Regions from separate parts of the Homo sapiens genome. Here region 1 is linked to region 2. The links are chromatin loops, found by intact Hi-C in ENCODE. Cell type or tissue: Caco-2. All regions are shown on one strand. Links, peaks and the distances in the headings refer to the core of each region. The heading gives the core; the rest is flanking DNA.

The links. Peaks named below come from ENCODE experiments on the same cell type or tissue, not always from the same donor. Only the 100,000 strongest peaks of a DNase experiment are listed, where the experiment ranks them.
Region 1: a loop joins it to region 2, with 8 times the contacts of the local background. A loop is called at or near these places in 8 of 110 quality-filtered maps.

The regions. Positions count from the first base shown.
Region 1 is chr11:57,837,671-57,847,991 of GRCh38, forward strand. No RefSeq gene overlaps it. Among named protein-coding and RNA genes, the nearest start is that of CTNND1, 81 kb to the left of the region's middle. In Caco-2, for the core only: no CTCF peak of the experiment used is centred there; no DNase peak of the experiment used is centred there.
Region 2 is chr11:58,508,037-58,518,357 of GRCh38, forward strand. LOC105369313 (a long non-coding RNA gene) reads right to left here and starts at 6,689. Exons shown (of 5, transcript XR_007062673.1): 1 at 6,515-6,689; 2 at 3,757-3,819. It overlaps OR5B21 (olfactory receptor family 5 subfamily B member 21), which reads right to left and starts at 69. Exons shown (of 1, transcript NM_001005218.3): 1 at 1-69. The coding sequence starts at 69. In Caco-2, for the core only: a CTCF peak has its summit at 5,920 (motif pointing left); a DNase peak (open chromatin) is centred at 5,945.

The DNA of each region.
Region 1 (10,321 bases), core at 954-8,953, 670 kb before region 2:
TGCCCTTTTTAAATTTTTTTAAATTAAGTTTTTAGAGTTCATATATTTTGGATACCAATCCTTTATCAGATAAGTGGAATTTTTTTTTTTTTTTTTTTTTTTTTAAACAGAGTCTCGCTCTGTTGCCCAGGCTGGAGTGCAGTGGCGTGATCTCGGCTCACTGCAACCTCCGCCTCCTAGGTTCCAGCGATTCTCATGCCTCAGCCTCCTGAGTAGCTGGGATTACAGGTATGTGCCACCATGACTGGCTAACTTGTATTTGTAGTAGAGATGGGATTTCACCATGTTGTCCAGGCTGGTCTCAAACTCCTGACCTCAGGTGATTTGCCCGCGTGGACCTCCCAAAGTGCTGGGATTAGAGGCGTGAGCCAATGCGGCCGGCTGTTTTCCAGACAGGGTCTCACTCTGTCAACCAGTCTGGAGTGCAGCCTTGACCTCCTGGACTTAAGGGATCCTCTCGTCTCAGCCTCCTGAGTAGCTGGGACTATAGTCTCACTATGTTGCCCAGGCTAGTCTTGAATTCCTGGGCTTGAGCGATCATGCTGCCTCAGCTTCTCAAAGTGCTAGGATTCCATGTCTTTGCTATTGTGAATAGTGCTGAGATGAACATACATGTGCATGTGTCTTTATGATAGAATGATTTTTATTCCTTTGGGTATGTACCCAGTAACGGGATTGCTGGATTGAATGGTAGTTTTTTATTTTATTTTATTTTATTATTATTATACTTTAAGTTTTAGGGTACATGTGCACAATGTGCAGGTTTGTTACATATGTATACTGTGCTGCACCCATTAACTCGTCATTTAGCATTAGGTATATCTCCTAATGCTATGCCTCCCCCATACCCCCACCACACAACAGTCCCGGGTGTGTGATGTTCCCCTTCCTGTGTCCATGTGTTCTCATTGTTCAATTCCCACCTATGAGTGAGAACATGTGGTGTTTGGTTTTTTGACCTTGCGATACTTTGCTGAGAATGATGGTTTCCAGCTTCATCCATGTCCCTACAAAGGACATGAACTCATCATTTTTTATGGCTGCATAGTATTCCATGGTGTATATGTGCCACATTTTCTTAATCCAGTCTATCATTGTTGGACATTTGGGTTGGTTCCAAGTCTTTGCTATTGTGAATAGTGCCGCAATCAATCTAGATGCCCATCAACAGTGGACTTGAAAAAGAAAATGTGGTACATATACACTGTGGAATACTACACAGCCATAAAAAAGAACAAAATCATGTCTTTTGCGACAACATGGCTGGAGCTAGAGGCCATTATCCTGAGAGAATTAATGCAGGAACAGAAAACCAAATACTGCATGTCCTTACTTACAAGTGGAAGCCAAACACTGAGTACATGTGGACACAAAGAAGGGAACAATAGACACCAGAGCCTACTTGAGGGTGGAGAGTGAGAGGAGGGTGAGGACTGAAAAACTACCTATTGGGTACTATGCTGATTAAATGGGTGACAAGATTATTTATATACCAAACCCCTGCAACACACAATTTACCCATGCAACAAACCTGCACATGTATCCCCTAAACCTAAAATAAAAGTTGGAAAGGGAAAAATGTCAATAAATAAATAAACTCAATGTTCATTTAGAAAAAACAAAACAAAACAAAAAAACAAACACAAAGTGCTAGGATTATGGGCATGAGCCACAGCACCTGGCCCATCAGATAAGTGTTCTACAAATATTTTCTTTCGGTCTGTGGCTTGTATTTTCATTTTTGTAACTTACAAACTTCTAAATGATTGAGTAAATCAAGAAGGAAAAGATAGAGTACACAGGCATTAAAAGTTACCTACATAAACAAAATAAGATATTCAAAAAATGGCAAAATATTTTCAGCAGATATGACAAATCATTAAATGTGTTCATTATATGAAAAGCTGATATATACATATACGTATGTCATATATATACATATATGTAGCCAGAAGACTTGAACAGATAATTAATAAAAGTGGTTATATAACAAATAAATATGTGGAAAATTGTTTACTCTTGCTAGTAATAAAATAAGTGCAAATAAAACAATAAAGTATTTCCACTTTTTGGGCTTATCAAGTTAGCCAAAAAATTTTCAATGCTATTGTCTAATAATGTGTTGGAAAAGCTACTTATACATGGCTGAGAGGAGTCTAAATTGGCAAAGCAATTCGCTGATACAGGAGGTCTTTTAAATTATTTTTATTTATTTTTTAAATTTTTTGAGAAAGGGTCTCGCTGTGTCACCCAGGCTGGAGAGCAGTGGTGCAATCGTGTCTCACTGCCGCCTCAACCTCATGGGCCCAAGCAATCTTTCTGCTTCAGTCTTCTGAGTATCTGAGACCACAGGTGGGAGCCACCATGCCCAGCTAATTTTTTTAATTTTTATATTTTGTAGAAACAGGTCTCACTATGTTGCCCAGGCTGGTCTTGAACTCCTCGGCTCAAGTGAACCTTCCACCTCTGCCTCCCAAAGTTCTGGGATCACAGGCATGAACCACTGTGCCCAGCCAAGGTCTTTAAAAATGTCAATGAATGAAGCATAGTTGTTAAGAATGCAAAGTTTGGAGTCATGAAAACTTTATTATAGGCCAGGCACAGTGGCTTACGCCTGTAATCCCAACACTTTGGGAGGTCAAGGAGGGCGGATCACTTGAGGTCAGGAGTTTGAACCAGCCTGGCCAACATGGTGAAACCTCATCTCTACTAAAAATACAAAAATTAGCTGGGCATGGTGGCACATACCTATAATCCCAGCTACTGGGGAGGCTGAGGCATGAGAATCACTTGAACCCGGGTGGCAGAGGTTGCAGTGAGCCAAGATCACACCAGTGCACTCCAGCCTGGGCGACAGAGTGAAACCTTGTCTCAGAAAAAAAAAAAAAAAAAAAAAAAGAAAACTTGATTATAAATTCTGACTCTATTTTTATCCATAATATAGGGATAATAATGCTGCCTATCTCATAAGGTTATTGTCTGGTTTAAATGAGAGAAAGCCTGTAAAGCACTTGTAAGAGTAATGGACACATGGTGGCAGAGCTGAATTTCCAACACAGTTCTTCCTGATATCAGTGCTTTTCTTTGCTATTTAGTCTTTTTTTTTTAATGAATAGGAAATTCAAACAACGTAGAAGTAAATAAAGCATCAAAGCCTTCCCTTTCCCTCTGCATCTCCACTTCCATTTTCATTTTTCACAGAAAAATATTTGCTGTTAAGAGTTTTATTCAAAACCCCTCCTATATATTTATAGGCATAAAAAGATACTTTTACATGCACAGTTCCCTTCTTCCCTTTCTCTCTTCTTTCTTTCCTCATTCCCTCCCTTTCTTCCTTCGTCCCTGCCTCCATCCCTTCCTCCTTCCTTTCCTTCCTTCTTTAAATAAAGAATGATGATTCTGTGTGCATTGTTCTGCAACTCAACAGTATGATTTGAACATCTGCCCATATCAGTCCCTGTGCAGAGCACTCTATTATATGGCCACACTAAATTTATTTGATCTTTCCCCTATTGATGGATGTTTTTGCTGTTTCCGATTTCTGCTCCATCAAATAATGTTTCATTGAAAATCATTTTGCCTATATTTTGCATATATGTGGGAGAAGCACAGTAGCATTTTTTTTAGTTGTGATGAGTTATATGGGGTAATGCTTCCATTTTTATTCTCTGTGCTTACCTAGGATTATTAGCATTTATTGAAGAATGCAGAGCTCAGTTAGGGGGTCTAGAATGTTGTCTTTGAGCAGGATTATGCCATGCACATTGGTAAGTCTGAGATACTTGCTGTGTTTTCATTTACTTGACACTGTTGTGCTGCTGAGCCAACCACTAACATGAGTTGAACTACATGTCTATGCCTCTAATTGCTGACAGTGTGCTGAGAAGAGAGGTAAGAGACCCACAGAAAAGTTTTAGAGATAATAATAGCAGACATGTAAAATTCTAGGGACTTTAAAATCACGGCCAGGCACAGTGGCTCATGCCTCTAATCTCAGCACTTTGGGAGGCCAAGGCAGACAGATCACTTGAGGTCAGGAGTTCTAGACTACCCTGGCCAACATGGTGAAACCCTGTCTCTACTAAAAAAAATACAAAAAATTAGCCAGGCATGGTGGTGCATTGTGACAATGTCCTGGGACATAAATTGCTCCCAGCTACTTGGGAGTCTGAGGCAAGAGAATTGCTTGAACCTGGGAGGCAGATGTTGCAGTGAGCTGAGATCATTCCACTGCACTCCAGTCTGGGCAACAGAGTGAGACTCCATCTCAAAAAAACCCAAAAACAAAACTCGCAGGGAAAAGCTTTTGTGAGAGATGGGCTTAGGATGAGGATTTGGAATGAATGTAATACATTATGTAATGCCCTAGAAGTATACTGGTAATACAATGTGATAAGTAACACATTTGACAATTTCTAAATTTTTAATTCCATGATTTATGAACTTAGAAACTATATATGACAGAGTGTTCAAAAAATTGTTTTGTGGGGTTTCACTTCTGTGTGAGGAATATTAATGTGAGGAGTGTTAAATGGAGCAGGACACTAGAGGTGGTAAGGACAGATTGTATTCAGTACTACTGCAATAGGGGAAAGAGACTTCAGTGTAGAACTGAGCTCAATTCTGAATACAACAAGGACAAATGGGGACTTATAGTCAAGGAGCAGAGTGAGGGAGGTCAGAGGATGGAAAAATTAGTTTGCCTAAAGCAGAGCTGTTACCTAGAGAGAAGCACACCAGTGATTTCTATCCCCACTACTCAGCTCTGGAACTGTGGCTCTGGTATCTTTCCTAGGGGGAGAGGCGGACTCTAAACAAATAAATCTAAAGTCTTCCCATAAGGAATGGAGTTTGATACAGGATGTAGGGAAGTTCAAGTCTAAGGGTTCTCTCAAACAATGGCAGTTTCATTAGAAAGCAATTAAGAGGCAGCTGGTGGCTTTATGATAGATACAAGCGAGCCCACTTACCAACTAGTTTACCAGAGAGCATCAGGGAAAAGGATTGCTAAGAAGAGCCCTCCTGGGGACAGAGCAAACCTTAAACATGCATCTCAAAAATGAACCCTGCAAGGGAGTCCTAATTTAATTGGATTAGCTGTGGAGCAATTTATGTCTCAGGACATTGTCACAAACAATAGAGCAATCAGCTGACAATTAGTGAAGCATAAGAGCTGGGAGTGATCAAGGGAAGAGGCAGTAGAAGAGAGCCCTGCTAAAATAACATTACTGACATCCTAGGGTGCCTGTGCATATGCCCAATGTTGCACCTTCTGAGGAACAACATCAGAGGCTTTACAGTGTGAAGGAAATAGACTTCACTAAAATAATCCACCCAGACAATATACAAACAGGCATACAACAATAACAAGCCTTGGCATCAGAGGGAGGGGAGTGATATCCAGAACTTCTACAATATATCATCTGAAGCATTTGTTTTCAACAGAAATTATGCTAACGTCAAGGAAACAGGAAAGTGTGACCTATACACAGGATAAAAATCAGTCAACAGAAACTACTTGTGAGAGGGACAGATGTCAGACTTAACAAAGACTTCAAAGTAGCCATTATGAAAGTAAGGAAACCATGCTTAAGGAAGCAAAAGAAGATAGGATGACAATATTTTATTATGTAGAGAATATCAGTAAAGTGGTAGAAACTATAAAAAAGAATCAAGTAGACTTTGTGAAGTTAAAAAGTTCAGTAACTGAAATAAAATCACTAGAGAGGCTCAACAGTAGATTTGAACTGGCAGAAGAGAGAATTGAACTTGAAGATAGATCAGCAGAGATTATGAAATCCAAAGACAGAAGAATGAAGAAAAATGAACAGAACCTCAGAGGTATCTGAAGCAGCTATAACAATGTCAGACAAAATAAAATTTAAAATAAAAATGTTAATAGAGATAAAGAAGGACATTTTATAATAATAAAGGGGCCAATCTATCAGGAAGACATAACAATTATAAACATATATGCACCTATTAACAGCATCCCAAAATACATGAAACAAAAACTGACAGAAATGAAAGGAGAGATGACAATTTGATAATAGTCCTTGGAGACTTCAATACCTTCAGCAATAGATAGAACAAATAGGCGGAAGATCGGTAGGAAACAGAAGACTTGACCATTATAAACAAACTAATCCTAACAGATACTCCAGGAGTAGCAGAATATAAATTCTTCTCAAGTGCATATGAAACATTCTTCAGGATAGACCATATGCTAGACCATAAAACAAACCTCAATACATTTAAAAGGATTGAAATGCTTCAAAGTATGTTCTTCAACTACATGGAATGAAATAAGAAATCAACAACTGAATAAGAGAAATTCACAAATACATGGAAATTAACACACTGAAAACCAATGGGTTAAAGAAGAGTATCAAGAGAAGCTGAGTGCAGTGTGTGCCTGTAGTCCCAGCTACTCGGGGGGCTGAGTTGGGAGAATCACTGGAGCTGAGGAGTTTGAGGTCAGCCAGGGTAACATAATGAGACCCTGTCTTAAAAACAAACACAAAACAAACAACAACAACAAAAAACACACAAAATACAAGAGAAAATTCATTGAGATGTATAAAAACTAAGAAAAAATAGCCAGGTGTGGTGGCTCATGCCTGTAATCCTAGCACTTTGGGAAGCCAAGGTGGGAGAATTGCTTGAGTTCAGGAGTTTAAGACCAGCCTAGGCGACATAGCAAGACCTTATTTCCACCAAAAATAAAAAAAAATTTAGCTGGGCAGTGGTGGGGCATGCCTGTAGTCCCAGCTACTCAGGGGGCTGAGGTGGGAGAATTGCTTGAGCCCAGGAGATCGAGGCTGCAGCTATGATTGTGCCACTGCACTCCAGCCTAGGCAACAGAGTAAGACCCTGTCTAAAAAAAAAAAAAAAGAATGAAAAAAAAATAACTTATGGGATACAACTAAAGCTGTACTTAAAGGAAATTTTTAGCTATAAACATCTATATTATAAAAGAAGAATAATCTCAAATCAATAAACTAAACTTCCACCCTGACACTTAAGGAAAAAGAAGAGCAAACCAAACCTCAGGCAAGTAGAATAAAGGAAGTAATAAAGGCTAGAGTGAAAATTAATGAAATAGATAATTTAAAAAATAGAGAAAAAAAAATCAAAACCAAAAGCCAATTCCTTGAAAAGATCAACAAAATCAACAAACATTTTAGCTAGACTGAACAAGAGAAAAAGAGAAGACTCAAGTTGCTAAAATCAGAAATGAAAAAGGGACATCACTACTGACCTAATAGAAATAAAAAGTATTATAAAATAATACTATGAACAATAGTATGCCAATAAATTAGATAATTTAGATAAAGTGAATAAATCCCTGGAAAGAGACAAATTACTAAAGGTGACTCAAGAAGATATAGAAAGTTTGAATAGATCTTTATCAAGTAAAAATATTGGACAAGTAATATAAAATTGCCAACAACAACAACAACAACAAAAACAACAACAAAAATTCAGGCCTAGATTTCTTCTCTGGCAAATTGTAGCAAACATTTAAAGAAGAATTAATAGAAATATTTACAAACTTATCTAAAAAAAAAAGAAGGATGAATACTTTTCAGTTTATTCTATGAGGTCAGTATTATCCTGATACCAAAACCAGACAAGGACATAAAAATAAAACTGCAGACCAATATCTTTATGAATATAGACCCTGGCTGGGTATGGTGGCTCACACCTATAATCCCAGCCCTTTTAGAAGTTGAGGTGAGAGAATGGCTTTGAGCCTAGGAGTTCAAGGCCAGCCTGCACAACATAGTGAGACCCCCATCTCTACAAAAAAAAATTAAAAATTAGCTGGGTGTGGTGGTGAACACCAGTAGTCCCAGCTACTTGGGAGGCTGAAGTGGAAAGATCTTTTGAACCTGGGAGGTAGGGGCTGCAGTGAGCTGTTATCACACTACTGCACTCCAGCCTGGGTGACAGAGCAAGACCCTGTCTCAAGACCCTCTCCAAGACAGACAAACAAAAAAACCCAAATGAGAAGACAGACTCCCAAATCCTCAAAAAAATACTAGCAAACAGGGTATATCAACATATAAAAATGCTTGTACACCATGAGCATGTTAAACGTATCCCAGTGATTTATTTATTTGGAGACAAAGCCTTGCTCTATCCCCAAGTCTGGAGGTCAGTGGCATGATCTTGGCTCGCTGCAACCTCCGCCTCTTGGGTTCAAGCGATTCTCATGCCTCAGCCTCCCGAGTAGCTGGGATTACAGGCACCCAGCTAAGTTTTGTATTTTTAGTAGAGACTAGGTTTTGCCATGTTGGCCAGGCTGGTCTCAAACTCCTGAACTCAGGTCATCTGCCTGCCTCGGCCTCCCAAAGTGTTGGGATTACAGGCGTGAGCCACCACACCTGGCCCTAGCGATCTATTATAAGATTGGTTTAACATCCAAAAATCAACCAATAGGACAAAAAATAATAGGTGTGTTCCCATAGATGCAGGAAAAAAAATTTGCAGAAATCTAACATGCTCTCATGATAAAAACACTCAACAAACTAGAAATAGAAGATAATTTTCTTAACCTGATAAAGGACATCTACAAAAAAACCCACAGCTAACATCATACATCATCTCGGCTCACTGCAACCTCTGCTCCCAGTTTCAAGAGATTCTACTGCCTCAGCCTCCCAAGTAGCTGGGATTACAGGTGCATGCCATCACCCTGTGGTGCCTGGCTAATTTTTTGTATTTTAGTAGAGACAGGGATTCACTGTGTTGCCCAGGCTGGTCTTGAACTCCTGAGCTCAGGCAATCTGCCTGCCTTGGCCTCCCAAAGTGCTGGGATTACAGGTGTGAGCCACCATGCCCGGCTTAATATTTTTAAGATGGCAATACTCCCCAAACTGATCTTCAGATCAACACAGTCCCTGTCAAAATTCAAGCTGGCTTCTTAGCAGAAATGGAGAAGGTAATCCTAAAATCATATGGGAATTCAAAGGATCCAGAGTAACCACAACATTCTTGAAAAAGAAAAAGAAAGTTGGAGGACTCATGCTTCCCAATTTCAGAACTTACTACAAAGCTACAGTAATTAGGACAATTTGGAAGTGGCATAAGAATAGATATATAGAATGGAATACAATTAAGAGTCAAAAAATAAGCCCATATATTTACAGCCAATTGATTTTTTTTCTTTTCTTTTCTTCATTTTTTTTTTTTTTTGAGATGGAGTCTTGTTCTGTCTCCCAGGCTGGAGTGCAGTGGCATGACCTCAGCTCACTGCAATCTCCACCTCCCAGGTTCAAGTGATTCTCCTGCTTCTGCCTTCCAAGTAGTTGGGATTACAGGCGCGTTCCATGACGCCCAGCTAATTTTTGCATTTTCTGTAGAGACAGGGTTTCACCATATTGGCCAGGCTGGTCTCAGACTCCTGCCCTCAAGTGATCCACCTGCCTCAGCCTCCCAAAGTGCTGGGATTACAGGTGGGAGCCACCACACTCGGCCCCAATTGATTTTTGATATGAAGAGAGAACAATCTCTTCCACAAACTGTGTTGAGACACCTGGATATCCACATGCAAAATAATGAAATTTGATTCCTACCTCACACTGTATATAAACATTAACTCAAAATGGATCAAAGACTTAAATGTAAGACCTGAAACCATACAACTGTTAGAAGAAAATACAGGGGGTAAATCTTTATGACCTTAGATTTGGCAATGGATTTTTGGATATGACATCAAAAGCATTAGAAACAAAAGAAAAAAACAGATGTCTTAGTGTGAGCTGCTATGACAAAATACCATAGGCTGGGTGGCCTAAGTAACAGAAATGTATTGGCTTCTAGTTCTGGAGGCTAGAAATCTGAGATCAGGTGTCAGCATGATCGCGTTCTTGTGAAGGTTTTCTTCCTGGCTTGCAAACAGCTACCTTCTCACTGTGTCCTCACACAGTGAAGAGAGTGAGAGAGAGCGAGCAAGTTCTCTGGTGTCTCTTCTTATAAAGGCACTAATTCCATCATGAGGGCTCCACCCTCATGACCTCATCTAAATCTAATTATCTCCCAAGGCCCCATCTCCAAATACCATTATGCTGGGGATTAGGGTTTCAACGCATGCATTTTGGAGGCAGGGGACACAATTCAGTCCATGGCAGTAGATAAATTGCGATGATTTTTATAGATAAAAATTAAAGGACATTGCAGCATTCCAATATGGCCGAATAGGAACAGCTCCGGTCTGCAGCTCCTAGTGTGATTGATGCAGAAGATGGGTGATTTCTGCATTTCCAACTGAGGTACCTGGTTCATCTAATTGGGACTGGTTGGACAGTGGGTACAG
Region 2 (10,321 bases), core at 1,079-9,078:
TATCTGAAGATTGGGGTCATCTGTTAATCCCAAGAGGATAAACTCTGTCACTTCTGTGCTATTCTCCATTGTGGCCAGCTTGAATTAGCCTGGTGATTAAAGAAGAGGCGTCAACAAAATTCCAATGAAAGTATGAGAAGGGAGGATGGAATGATAAAAAAGGAGAAAACTAATGTATAGAGAGAATGTACTGTGTGTAACACTCATCCTAGAACCCTCTGTTATATTATAGCTTTTAATTCATATGAGATAGGTGCTATTATGCCCATCTTACAGATAAGGAAGTTAAGGCTCAGGGAGCTGAATATTGAGCAAGATAGCCTATCTAGGGGTCAGAATCAAAGTTCACCCCTTTATATTTCTGAATCTAAAGTTCATACATTCATCTTGAATTCTTTAACACATTTACATCATATAAATACAAATTATGATGTGGATATAAGATTGTATGTATTTAATTATTAAAAATAAAAACATCCATCACTTATTGTCTTCCACATTCTACTTCCAATAATATAGCCTCACTAAAGATTTTCTAAATTTATTTTTCCTTAAAACAACACAAGTTTATTCTCTCAAAATTCTGGAGGCCAGAAGCCTCAAATCAGTTTCACTGGGCCAAAATCAAGGTGTTGGCAGGACAAGGTGGTGCCCTCAAGGTCTGTTTGATACTAAATCCAAAGATCTTAACCACAACTTTTGAAGCCTTTATAAATTAATCCCTCAACAGTAGTTCAACTGAAAGGGAGTATGGTATATGTAAATATGAGTATGTATTTATATATATTTAATATAAAACTATAAATTTGATATATACAAATGGCTTTGTGTATCTGTGTATATGCATATGTCTTTTTTCACCCCTTATCAGAAGTCTTTGCTGTAGACCCTAATTCCAGTTAAGTCCTCCTTTCTCTCCCTCCTCAAAGCACTTGAGTCTTGGCTGATTATTGCACAATTAGCTGGGCAACCACTCACTCTTCACCTAGCTCTAAGCCCCTTGGGACAGTAACTATCTTCATCCCCTCTGGTCCACTCTCCTTACCATGGCCCCTCACACATGTATGTAAATATTTGGTGAATCAAACAGAACATCAATAGGAAAGTATGGAAATATTTTTCATGCTCTTTAATCCCACAACAAACATCCTATCATCCTCTTGTCTACCAGGTTTGTGCTTTGGGCCAAAATATTAGCTTAGACTTGTCATATGAAAAATATTCAGGAGTAACAGTGAGTTTGCAGATGGTCAGGCCTGGAGACAGGTTTCTGTCCTCATTTTAGAGCATTCTTTCTCTCCTATTTTTGTTCCTCAACCTGAGGTGTTCACAGGCTTTCCCCACTCCTAGTAGCAGAGTGAGTGGGAGCAGACTCAGAAGAAGTGAGGGAGAAAATGTGAGAAGAGAGGAGGAAAAAGGAGAAAACAGGAATTAAAGGAGAAAAATGCTTCAGCTCTGCTGGACTTTAGCTTACCTTGAAGAGTAACAGCAGCAATTTGATTGGTGACACAAAAAGAAGGGGATAGTGTAGCTTGTCCTTTTTGGATGACCATCACACACACACGATGTGGCTAGTTTCATAAGAACTGGCTCAGTCAGCTTGGTACATTACTATCCAGTAATGTACTAATTGACTTTCTGACCAGCATCACTTTCTATTATATTTATCCAGCCTTTTTTAACTTGTTTTTCTTTTGACTTTTGACATGTGTGTATACTCTCAAATTTAGCAAACACAATATCCTGTAATCTATGACAGGCAGTGTTCTGATCTTACATATTTGGAAACAGAAGGATGTGGTGCCCCTCAAGGTCACATAACTGCTTAACTGTAAAATCTGTACAATTCCAGAGCCTGGTTTTTCAGCCTCAGCACTACTGACATTATGAGCTGGACAGTTCTTTGGTGCAGGGTGTGGTGGGGGAGAGGGAGTGCTGTCCTGTGCATTGTAAGATATTCAGCAGTTTCCCTGGCCTCTCTCTAATCACTAGATTCCAGTAACACCACCACCTCCCATTTGTAACAGTCAAAAATGTCTCCAGACGTGGCCAAATGTCCCCTGAAGGGTAACATTCCCCTGATTGAGAACCACTGTTCTAGAGCTTTTAAAAAACAGTGGTTCTAAAGTTTATAAAACTCTTTTTGCATTCACTTCTTAATTTAATTATTGCATGACTAGATAGAGAGAGAGAGAGATAGCAGATATAGACATGAAGAAACCGAGGCTCAGTGAGGTGAAGTGACTGGTTTAAAGTCTAGAACTCTGGCCAAATATTGCTGCTTATTGGTAGAGGGATCCCAGGAAGGGATAACTGCTTGCTAAGTACGTGGTCCTTTGACCAAAGAGATACCAGTCCTCCCATATTGTAAACCAACCTTTTCCTAGACACAAGGTAGGATGAAAACCTGGAAAAATTCCAAGAATAAAATGCAGCTGACTTAGGGTGGATTCTGAATTATTTTCCAAAATACCTTCTGAAATGCTTATTAGATCAATCTCCTTGGTTAATATTGACCACAGGAGTCTATTCACTTAAGCTGTACGTTCAGTTTTTAAAAGCCATTACACCCACCCCCCCGCCCCCGCCATATTGAACTGTCCCTGACTGCCATGTTCCTCTACCGGCAATTAATATTCAAGGTACTTTCTGTGTTCCGTTAATGGGCAACCCTTCCGTTTATGCATTGCAGTCTCTGTTAATAAATGTGTTGAGATCCAGAGCAGCAAGGAGAAATCTGGAGTCAGTGCAGAGAGAAAAGGCCTCATTTACCCAGCACCAAGCCTGGGAGGCTGCAAGGCCTGAATCCAAATCCTGCTGCTGCTGCTGTATCTCCTCCCACTCAAGTCCTGTAAAACCCAGGCTTTTCTGCATGGACCTAAAATAAATATCGGAAGGAGTCTTGAAAGAGAAAAAATATTTTTAAAATATCTACGGTTGAATACTGAAATATCTAAGGTTAAAATATTAAGTCAAAACCTGAAAAAGCATTAAAATTTAAGGAATTATTATTGTTATAAAGAGAGAAGGAGAAGTCTAAGCCATTAAGATAGTTTGGAAATAAAAAGTTCCATCAAAATTGCTTCTAAAGGGGTTTGAAGCATCACCCCCAATCATCACACCCCCATTTGGGGAGTTCTAAAGAAGATTCTCAATGGAATAAATTCCATAAGGGAAGAGACAAGGCCTATATTGTTTGTCACTCTTTTGCGCTTTATTATCCACTACTTAGACTCAAGGCAGCCACATGGTAGACTCAACTATTTGTTAAGTGGATGAGGTAATTAGAATCTCAGCAGTTGAGTTAGAATAAGAGCTTTAATGCTTACTTGCTTTGGGACTGTAGGCAAGTCAATTTTCCTTTATAGACAGAAGATAAAGTGAGATAAAATATAAGAAAATTCAGCCAGTGTGGGCCTCTAGCAGGTGCTCCATAGAAGCTAATTAATCAATCTCTTTATTAAACTGTAGGCCAATCGTATGAAGTTATTTCCCAGGTTTTATTAACACCAGTTGGTAGCAACACCCCATCTAGCAATGACTATGGCAATGGCTGTCTAAGTAAACGTGACTCCGAATTACTTATGGGAAACTTCTGTCTCTATTCTTGTGAAATGTAGCAGAGGAGGTTGGGGGAAATTGAATTAAGAGTCTTTTTATATACCTACTTCTGAGTCTCTTTCTTTTAGACGAACCCATTATTTCTACCTACAGTGCGAAGAATACTGCTTTTTAAAAAGATCAGGGAAATCATACCTATGTCCTTGGGAATTATGAGATCTCAATTCAGAACTGCTTCAACACTGGACTTTTTGAAGTCTGAAAAAGAAAAGAAAAGAAGAGCTGTTGGTCTCTAAGGACCTTGGATTTCAAATAGTAAGAGATTTCCTGAGGCTATGTGATAAAAGTGTAAAGACAGTTCAGCTGCCGCTGCAGTTTGCTTGAGACTGTAAGTGAGCCATATCAAACTGTGTGAAAAGGCTGATATCAGCTAGAAGCTAGTGTCTATGTAGATTTGGGAGCCTCTGAAGGGGGGTTCCCTAAGGTCTCAATTCCAATCCAGGGCTCAGCAACATACAAACAAGCAATCAAAACACCACTTTCCTGAGGGAACTGAAACATTATTATGATATGGAGGTGCCTCAAAGATCCCTTAGGGGCCACAGGGGAGTCCTGGTTCTCCTAGTCACAGGCTAAGATTATTGATGAGCAAATTCTATCAAAAAATGCTTTCAAAGGAGCTTGAGGATCCAGCCACTGCACAATCAGCCCACAGATTTCCTGTGAGTATTGGGAGTTGGCTCTTTATCTAAGACTAAATGGGGAGAAATTTTCAAAATGTCAGATTATAAATGATAAATTGCATCAGAATCTCCATTTTCCCAAACCCAGCTCTGTCTACAGAACTCAGAGTTTCAAAGAGCTCTGTGAATCAAAACACTTCCATGAACTTTTTTCCCAGTCAACTTGGTTTTAAATGAATTTTAACATGGAGCCTACAAGAAGCAAAGGATTTCTTTATTTCAGCTCTTGATACATTTATATGTATATAATATATATTTATATAATATATAATATAGCTTCCTATGTTTCAAGCCCTTCATTCAGTATATATTTGTATGTGTTATTTCACTTAATGTTCATATAACTCTATGAGAAATATATATTTTTTTCAATTTTACAGATGTGAAAACTTCTGTACATACCTAGCACTTAGATCTTTTTCTAATATTATTCTCTAATAAAAGAAACCAGGGCTCCTTCGAGAAATGGCTGGTTCTAGCACTGGAGCAGGGAATATACCAGAGAAGCCTGGAGCATCTTGCAATTCCAGAAAGTGAGGAAATGCTCAAGCCTGTCTGACCCAAATTCTATATATTTATACTCTGTGCTCTACTGCTTCTCTTGGGAATAAATGTGGAAAAGCAGAGGTGCTCTCAGAATCTACAAAACAATATTTCTCTTAGATTCTCACAAATGCATGTTCCACTACAGTCAGTTACAAAAGTAGAGCTTATTTACTCACTTTTTCTTTGCTCTCATGAAAACATTTCCAAGACAAAGCCCCCTGTTAGAATAATTATTTTTAACAAAAGAAGACATACAAAGTGGCCAAGCAAGTGGCAAGCTAGGTGATAGAAGTCCAAGGATATTTTTGCATACTCTTGGAATTTTGTAGCATCTAATCACCTGACCCACATGTCCAACTCTGAAGACTTAGGTTTCTTCCTTATTATTTATTTGACCAATAAAACAACCAAGGAAAAAACTAGAGAAAGAAAGAGGGAAAAACGGGATAAGACAGATAAAGAGAGAAAGGAAAGAAAAGAAAGAGGGGAGGGAAGGGGAGAGAAGAGGAAGAAAGGGAGAGGAACAAGATGAGGAAAGAAGAGAAAACTTCACCTGTAGCATCAAGACTCTAACCACTGAGACAATCTAGCCTATATATCTGGCTTTATAAAATAATTTAGTACTCTTCTTTATCAGTGTTTAATATTCTAAAAAATTAAATAGATAAAAATGAAGACTATCAACATGGTGAAGTGGGGTGGTTCTTGGTTTTGGCAAGTAAGAGGCCTAGAATTAGCCACTTATGAATGGATAATAGATGAATCATTAATCTTTTTGAACCTCATCATTTCTTAATGGCACCCAATATATCCTCTTTCTTTTCCCTCCAAAGACTCTTAATTCCTGGGAAATACTTCTGCTTTTCCACTTTGATGCCTCCAGTGTCTTCACTGTTTGGTCTCCTCACAAGATCAGGTTGACTCTTCACCTCCAAACAGTTACAGCTTGGGGTTTTAAAAAAACTAAAAGGCAGAAAAGGGCCAATTCTGACTTTTGGATTACTTCAAGGCCAGATACCAGGATCTGTCCATCCATATTTGAGTTAATGCTGCCATCTTGAGGCTATCCCAAGCTTTTCACCTAAGGAGCCGTTCCCAGCGGTGGGGCTGGCAAAATGAAGACTTGTCTTTCTTGCCGCAATGACAAGTGAGTTCATACAGGAAAAATGCTTTGGAATTACAGGAAGAATCAAGAAACTACCCATCTGCCTAAAAGGTTAATTTCATGGCCACATAGAATGGTAGCACCTCTTAGGACCCTGGAGATCTCCTACGTGTTATGGTACACCAGGCACCGCAGCCTACAGGTGAGACTTACAGTCCTGGAGCCAAATGCATGGGTTCAAATCCCAGCTCTCCCTTCTAGTTCCTGGAGGGACTCTTGCAAGTCACTTAGTCTCTCCATTCCTCTATTTCTCATTATGGGACTGTTGAGAATTAAAGTTAATCAACATAAAGTACAAATAAACTTTGGAGATACTGGGGGTTTGGTTTCAGACTACTCCAATAAAATGAATATCACGATAGAGCAAGTCACACAATTTTTTTTTTGCTTCCTAGTGCATATAAAAGTTATGTTTACACTATACTGGGTCTACTAGCATTATGTCCAAAAAATGTACATAATTTAAAATACTTTATTGCTAAAAAATGATGATGATCACCTGAGCCTTCAGTGAGTTGTAATTTTTTCTTTTGCCGGTGAGGGGCCTTGATGGCTGCTGACTGATCAGGATGATGCTTGCTGAAGGTTGAGGTGGTTGTGGCAATCTCCTAAAATAAACCAACAGTGAAGATTGCTGCATCGATTGACTGACTTTCTTTTCTTTTTTTTTTTTTTGAGATGGAGTCTCTCTCTGTTGCCCAGACTGTAGTGCAGTGGCGCAATCTTGACTCACTGCAACCTCCACCTCCCAGGTTCAAGATATTCTCATACTTCAGCCCCCTGAGTAGCTGGGATTACCGGCAAACGCCACCAGGCCTGGCTAGTTTTTGTATTTTTAGTAGAGATGGGGTTTCACCATGTTTGCCAGACTTGCCAGGCTGGTCTGGAACTACTGACCTCAAGTGATCCACCCACCTCGGCCTCCCAAAGTGCTGGGATTACAAGCATGAGCCATCGTGCCTGGCTGATTGACTTTCTTTCATGAAAAATTCCTCTGTAGCATGAACTGTTGTTGATAGCATTTGACCTACAGTAGAACTTCTTTCAAAATTGTATTAAGTCCTCTCAAACCTTCCCAGTGCTTTATCAACTAACTTTATGGAATACTTGAAATCCTTTGTTGTCATTTCAACAATGTTCACAGCCTCTTCCCCCAGAGTAGATTCTATCTCAAGAAACCACTTTATTTTCTCATTCATAAGAAGCATTTCCTCATCTGTTCAAGTTTTGTCATGAGATTGCAGCAGTTCAGTCACATCTTTAGGCTTTACTTCTAATTCTAGTTCTCTTGCTATTTCCACCACATCTGCAGTTACTCCCTCCACTGAGGTCTTGAATCCTTCAAAGTCATCCAAGAGAGTTGAAATCAATTTCTTCCAAACTCTTGTTAATGTTAATTACATGAATTCATGAGTCACAAAAGTTTTTAGTGGTATCTAGAATGGTGAATCCTTCCAGAGGTTTTCAATTTACTTCACTAGATCCATCAGAGGAATCACAATCTATTGCAGTTATAGCCTTACGAAATGTATTTTCTAAACAATAGGACTTGAAAGTCAAAATTACTCCTTGAACCATGGGCTGCAGAATGGATATTGTATTACCAGGCATGAAAACCACATTCATCTCCTTGTCCATCTCCATAAAAGCTTTGAGTGACCAGGTACATTTGTGAATGAGCAGTAATATTTTGAAAAAAATATTTTTTCTAAGTAGTAGGTCTCAATAGTGCGCTTAAAATATTCAATAAACCATGCTATAATCTAGTCTTTTCCGTTTATAGAGCACACGCAGAGTAGATTTAGCATAATTCTTAAGGGTCTTAGAATTTGCAAAATGATAAATGAACATTGGCTTCAATTTAAACTTACCAGCTTCATTAGCCCCTAACAATAGAGTCAGCCTGTTTGTGGAAGCTTTGAAGCCAGGCATCAATTTCTCCTTCCTAGCTATGAAAGTCCTAGATGGCATTTCTTTCAATATAACGGTGTTTTGTTTGCATTAACAATTTATCGTTAGGCTGGGCATGGTGGCTTATGCCTGTAATTCCAGCATTTTGGGATGCTGAGGTAGGCGGGTCACCTGAGGTTAGGAGTTTGAGACCAGCCTGGGCAACATGGTGAAACCCCATCCCTTTCCAAAAAAAAATTAAAAAAGGAAAAGAAAAATTAGCAGGGTGTGGTAATCCCAGCTACTCAGGAGGCTGAGGCATGAGAATCACTTGAATCCAGGAGGCAAAGGCTTCAGTGAGCCGAGATCTTACTATGGCACTCCAGCCTGGGTGGCAGAGGGAGACCTTGTCTCAAAAAAAATATACATATATATATAGTTTAGTGTAGCGACTTCCATCAGTTATCTTAGCTAAATCTTCTGGATAACTTGATGTAGCTTCTACATTAGCACTTGCTGCTTCACTTTGCACTTTTATGTTCTAAAGATGGCTTCTTTACTTAAACTTCATGAACCAATCTCTGCTAGCTTCCAATTTTTCTTCTGCAGCTTCCTCAACTTCCTCAGCTTTCACATAATTGAAGAGAGTTAGGGCCTTGCTGTATTAGGCTTTGCCTTAAGGAAATGTTGTGGCTGGTTTGATCTTCTATCCAGAACACTAATATTTTCTCTGAATCAGCAATAAGGATATTTCACTTTATTATCATTCAGGTCTTCACTGGAGTAGCACTTTTAATTTCCTTCAACAACTTTTTCTTTGCTTTCTCAACTGGGACAACTGTTTGACACAAAAAGCCTAGCTTTTGCCCTGTCTCAGCTTTTGCCCTGTCTCAGCTTTTGCCCTGTCTCAGCTTTTGACATGCCTTCCTCACTAAGTTTAATCATTTCTAGCTTTTGATTTAAAGTGAGAGATATGCAACTCTTCCTTTCTATTGAACATTCAGACTTCATGGTAGGGTTATTAATTGGCCTAATTTCAATGCTTCATGACTTGCAGACTTATTTCTATCCATCAATTTCTCAGAATTTTCTGAGTGTCTGCAGACTCTGCAGCCCCACTCAGGTAAATGCACTCTCTGTGGATGTGTTTTCCTTCATCTCCTTTACCAAATCAAGGCCATCTAATATTAACTTTACTACAATCTCTCCATCTAAATCCATCCTATCCTTCTCTGCCTTCCTACCTCAGAATTTCCCCCTCTTCTGTAGCAGGCTGGCCCCTTCATCTATGCCATTGATCCATCTCTACTTACTTTGGTGAGACCATACTATGGCAATTACTCCTGTCCCTCCACCCTCCCTTACTCATTCCTACCCCATTTGTCCATAGACATTCTAAAGTTACCATCTCTTCCCCAAAAATGTTCAAGAATCTGTCTCCCATCCTAATATATTCTTGTGCTATACCAGCATCCTTCCTTCTACCATCAAAATGATCAAAAGTGGTCCACAGCATCTTCCATTCTCTCCTAATCCGCTGCATTGTAGCTTCAACTGTTTCTACTCCACTATGTTGAAATAATATTCTTTTTTCTTTTGTTTATTTATATTATTTTTAATTGACAAATCACAGTTGTATTACATTTATGGAGTATGATGTGATGTTTTGATATGGATATACAATGTGGAGCAATTAAATCAAGCTAATATAGACATCACCTCTTGACCTTTTTTCTTTTTTTTTTTTGAGACGGAGTCTCACTCTGTCACCTAGGCTGGAGTGCAGTGGCGTGATCTTGGCTCACTGCAAGCTCCACCTCCCGGGTTCACGACATTCTCCTGCCTTAGCCTCCTGAGTAGCTGGGACTACAGGCGCCTGCCGCCACGCCCAGCTAATTTTTTGTATTTTTAGTAGAGACAGGGTTTCACCATGTTAGCCAGGATGGTCTCAATCTCCTGACCTCGTGATCTGCCCACCTTGGCCTCCCAAAGTGCTGGGATTACAGGCATGAGCCACTGCACCCAGGCTTGACATTATTTTGTGGTGATACATTTGAAATTTACTCTGTAAGTTATTTTGACATATTATTATTTTCTATAGTCACCCTGAAGTGCCATAAATCTCAACACTTATTTCTCTGGTCTAGCTGAAACAATATTCTTAAAGGTTGCTCCGAGGCTAGCTTCACAGATGTGCAAAACAGACCCTGTGCTCAGAAAAGTCCCACCCTTTGAGACTAACATCTTGTGATTGTCATCTTCAAATTATTTAAAATGTTATCTTTGAATTTGCATTTTGTAGGTAAAGTCCAATGGGACAATGGAGCAAACACAGAAAACTTGGAACCCCAGCTCGTGCGTGGTCACACCTTCTGCTACCTCCCATTCTCTCCACAATCCACTGCATTCAACACTG